Regions from separate parts of the Homo sapiens genome. Here region 2 is linked to region 1. Evidence: chromatin loops called from intact Hi-C (ENCODE). Cell type or tissue: Calu3. All regions are shown on one strand.

The links. Peaks named below come from ENCODE experiments on the same cell type or tissue, not always from the same donor. Only the 100,000 strongest peaks of a DNase experiment are listed, where the experiment ranks them.
Region 2: a loop joins it to region 1, with 12 times the contacts of the local background. A loop is called at or near these places in 60 of 110 quality-filtered maps.

What each region holds. Positions count from the first base shown.
Region 1 is chrX:50,080,225-50,082,724 of GRCh38, forward strand. CLCN5 (chloride voltage-gated channel 5) reads left to right here. Exons shown (of 15, transcript NM_001127898.4): 8 at 370-492; 9 at 1,417-1,623. Among named protein-coding and RNA genes, the nearest start is that of MIR502, 67 kb to the left of the region's middle. In Calu3, no CTCF peak of the experiment used is centred here; a DNase peak (open chromatin) is centred at 1,537.
Region 2 is chrX:49,914,714-49,917,213 of GRCh38, forward strand. No RefSeq gene overlaps it. Among named protein-coding and RNA genes, the nearest start is that of CLCN5, 6.6 kb to the right of the region's middle. In Calu3, a CTCF peak has its summit at 1,093 (motif pointing right); a DNase peak (open chromatin) is centred at 1,108.

The sequences.
Region 1 (2,500 bases):
GGGGGGGTGCTCTTAAGACTCTTGGTAAAATGACATGGAATCATATATATTTGACTACAAAACCCATCAAAGCACTCATATAGAAAGAGAATTTTGTTTCATGGTTTTCCGTTTGCTCTTTTCCTTGTTCATCCTTAGAATCCATGGTAAATTTCCTTTGGGTGTAGCAAAGCATCTCATTTTCAGTACTAAGTGGCCTGACAGTGTTTCAGTAGTTGACAATTCAGAAAGAAAAGTCTTGAACAATTTAATCTCGGTGGTTTTTTTTTTTTTTGGACTTTTTTTCCTGAAAAAACATTACTCAGAAGAGCTGCATGTCTCACTGAAGCTGTCTAGGCTAAAACAAGCTTCTTTTTCCCCCTGTTCCAGGGAGCCTTTGCCTACATAGTCAATTATTTCATGTACGTCCTCTGGGCTCTCCTATTTGCCTTCCTTGCCGTATCTCTTGTCAAGGTGTTTGCGCCTTATGCCTGTGGCTCTGGAATCCCTGAGGTGAGTCTCTTAAAATGGTTTATAAATGGTTACAATATGAATACTTTTTGGTTAAAATCTCTTAATATGTATTCCAGCACATACCACAATTTGATGAATGTTAAACAGGATCAGATCCTGAGGCCATCTAAGACCTAGGTCTTTCCACAAGTCCCTCTCAGCCTGGGCTACCAGGAAATTAAAGGGAGTTGATTCTTAGCCTCCTGAGGGTTCCTGTTGAGCCAGGCTCTGGAAAACTTCCCCTGTTCCCTATCCAAAAAGCTTCCAGAGTATATCCCAAGATTCTGACCTGAAAAAGCAGTGTTATTGTCAGCTTTTTCAGGGCAAAAGAAAGAAAATCATTTGGTACCTTTCCCACAATATGATTTAGGCTACATGGGATGGTTAAAACCCTGTTTCTAACTACTTTTGGCTTAGATTGCTTGACAGTGACTAAAGACACTGAGACTTAGGTTACCAGGATGACTTTGCCCTTCCCTGTTTCCTGACCAGGTAATAAGTCACAATTTTTTTTTTTTTTAAGCCAGGGAATCAAGACTATACCTAACCTTTAAGGTTGTTTCAGGGACATTAGCCTTGTCCTCTCAAAACATGCCTCTTGGGCTACCACGTTGTAACATGAGGAAAACACCTATCCCTCCCTCTCCAGCTCCTCCTTCATATATGCACACTCTCATACTTACAATACATCCTTGCCCAGCTATCACTCCCCTCCCCCTAAAAAGGGGGAACATGAAAGCTTAAAGAACAGTTCTTGCTTTCTTGGGCTCCTGGGCTCTCTTCCAAACAGGGATCACTGTAGGTCAAGCATTTATATGTCACTTATTCAAAAGGTGCAGTTTCTATAATGAGGTCCAGATTTTTGCTTCTTAGCCTTGTTGACTTCCTTAGTCTATATTCAATCTTTCTGTGTTTAACCTGCAGATAAAAACTATCTTGAGTGGTTTCATTATTAGGGGCTATTTGGGTAAGTGGACTCTGGTTATCAAAACCATCACCTTGGTGCTGGCAGTGTCATCTGGCTTGAGCCTGGGCAAAGAGGGCCCTCTAGTGCACGTGGCTTGCTGCTGTGGGAACATCCTGTGCCACTGCTTCAACAAATACAGGAAGAATGAAGCCAAGCGCAGAGAGGTAATAATGAATGGCCTTAATAGTCTCTTTTTGGTTGTGAGCATAAATGATACAATCTTAGGGGGTGAGAATTTGAGAGTTCTACCAATGTTAATGCAAACACCCTTTGACCCAGCAATTCCACTTGTAGGAATTTATCCTACAGATATCCTAGCATGTGTGTGCACAAAGGTGTATAAGGATAGTGCAGCGTCTGTCAACATAGTAAAAAACTGAAGCAACAAAAATGTCCATCAATAGGGAACTGATCTAATAAATACTATTCTGTTCATACTGTAGAATACTTTGCAACCATTAAATGAGATAACCTTTTATATATTGACTTGGAATTCTGGCTATGAAACACCATTTGATTTTAAAAGCCAGTTTCTGAGTAATGTATATAATATAATTCATATTTTTTAAAAGTGTACATGCACTTATTGATAGAAAATGTCTGGAAGGTGGTTTTACCCCAAACTGGTTTTACTTTTTTTTTTTTTTGAGACAGGGTCTCACTCTGTCACCTAGACTGCAGTGCAGTGGCATGATCACGGCTCACTGCAGCCTCGACCTCCCTGGCTCAGATGATCCTCCCACCTCAGCCTCCCAAGTAGCTGAAACTACAGGCACGCACCACCAAACCCAGCTAATTTTTGTATTTTTTGTAGAGACGGGGTTTCACTATGTTGCCCAGGCTAGTCTCGAACTCCTGCGCTCAAGCAATCCTCCTCCCTCAGTCTCCCAAAGTGCTGGGATTACAGGCATGAGACACGATGCCTGGCTCACGTCAAACTGTTAAAAATGTTTATCTATGGTGAGTGGGAGAGTGAGGGGTAGTGAAGGAGAAGTAAGGATTTTAACTTTTTATTGTATGTAATTCTATTCAAGTATATAT
Region 2 (2,500 bases), 170 kb before region 1:
TAACTAAACTTTGAAAACTCATTGGATGGGCTCAACAGCAGAATGGAGAATATGGAGGAAACAATGATAGAACTAGATGATAAGACAGTAGAAATAACCTAGTTTGAACAACAGACAGAAATAGACTGGGAAAAAAAAAAAAAAGATGAACAGAGCCTGTGGAACTATAACAACAGATATAGCATTCATGTTACAGGAGACCCAGCAGGAGAGAAGAAAAAAGTGTGGTGCTGAAAATGTATTTGAAGAAATCATGACAAAAATTTTCCAAAATTTGAGAAAAGACAACTTACAGATTCAATAACTGACCAAACCCCTAGCAGAATAAACCCCAAGAAACCCAGGCCAAGATACAGAGTTTTCTGTACCTGGAACAGTGAATGGCACACAGTAAGTGTTCAGCACATAAATAAATGCATATATCACTTAACTCAGGTTATGGTGTCCCAGTACTATTGGCAGTGGCCACTTAAATCTACATAGGCTTGGAGTCATAAAGATTTATTTTAAATTTTAATTATTTTATCTGCATTATATTTTAGAGTTAACTTATCTACTCTTGTATCTATTGTTAGATTACAGAGGTTGCCAGGATAACAGATCAACAATAACAAAAAATAGAATATATTCTTGTCAAACTTTATCCAGTTTAGTAAATCACTATTCTACATAATCTAAAGGGTATTCAAAGTGACTACAAAATGGATTTAAAAATGAGATAATCTGGTCAAGAAAAAAATAAAATGGAACAGTATGAGCAAGGAAGAGAGTAGTTGGTGATGAGGTCAGAGAACTAACAGGGGGCCCGATCATGCATAGCTGTGTACATGGAAGTCTTAAGGTAAGGACTTTGACTTTTGCTCTTGCTTGAGCCATGGCTTGGGAGCCACGGGAGGGTTTCAGATAGGAAAAATAAAATGAAACTAGAGGTGAGTTTAATATAAAATGCAATCTGTAAAATCCTGTTCACTTGCCGGGGGTGGGGAATACCAAATATTTGGCTCCAAGCTTTCTAGCAGCCAATGCAAAAAAAGAAATAAAGGGCATGATTCCTACGGAGAGCAAAGCCTCTTCCTAGAGCCATGTTCCCTGCTCTACCAGTAGATGGCGCACATTCCATGTGATGAGGATTAAGGAGCAAACTCTTCAAGGCAGGGCTTCTAAACTGAGCCTAAAATTAATATCAATCATTCTTTCTGAACTACGTGCCTGGCTATTTAATTCACCATATAGTTCTTAGTGCAGCTTTGGGAGAATTTGCTATTATCTCCTTTAAAGATAAGGAGACAGGATTACAGGTAAAACTGGCTCAAGCCCAGATTTGAGTCTCTACTCTTTCTATTGCACCAGGCAGGCAACTTGCTATTATTTGGAAAACCTAAGGCAGGTTTTACTCTAATTGGTGGGACTCTTTGACTGGGAGGCTTTCTTAGTGCCACTGCCACAAGATGCAGTAAGAGTCGGAGGCGAATTTGGGGTTCTGACATAAAGTAGCTGTTTCAGATCAGGGAAATCGTTTAATCCGCGTGACTCAACTTCCTCTTCTGCCAAATGGGAATGACAAAATCTGCTCCACTTAACTCTGGAAGTGGTGTGAGGATAGCAGAGGGAAATAGATGTGAAAACACAAAGTAGAAAACATTCTATAGGAATGCTGTATTAAACCCAAGATTTATCGAATTCCTACAATGAGCTGGGTGCTGCGGTAGTCCTGTCAGGTGGTATTATTCAAAGTGTGGTCCATGGCCCACTGCTGGTCCACAAACTGTTTGTTGTTGGTTTGAATCGAATGGGATAAAATGGAAAGAAAGTGTTCCAAAACCTTAACAATTTGTCAGAGTAATTTTATGTCTGTTGAATATAATCATGAAAGAGTTGCACTTGTATTTTGTGTTTTTGTTTTTATTTCATTTTTCTAGTAATTTATTGGTATTGTATTTTATAAAAGTATTGATACACGATATATTTTAGGGAAAATGAGTTTTTCCTATGAATAGTTTGAAAAGCACTGCTGTAAGGAATATAAAGTAAAATATAGGACATGGGCCTGCCATCAAGGAGCTTGCAGGCTAGTTGGTGAACAGGTAGCAGAGTGGTTCAGAGACGCCACTACCACTATTCCACTGTGCTTTAACTCCTCTATGGAACAGAAGTCTATACAGAGCTGAGGAACTTACAAGTGAAAGATCTTCAAATCCTCAAAAACATTCCCTAAACAAACCCTCATATCTGCTGCCATAGAATAGTAGCAACTCTAGCTAGACTTGGACTTCTCTCACATGGAGGGCAGCCTGACATGGGATTTTTTTTTTTTTGAGACAGAGTCTCACTCTACTGCCCAGGCTGGAGTGCAGTGGTGTGATCTCGGCTCACTGCAACCTCCGACTCCCGGGTTCAAGCAGTTCTTCTGCCTCAGCCTCCCAAGTAGCTGGGACTACAGGCGTGCACCACCATGCCTGGCTAATTTTTTTGTATTTTTAGTAGAGACGGGGGTTTCACC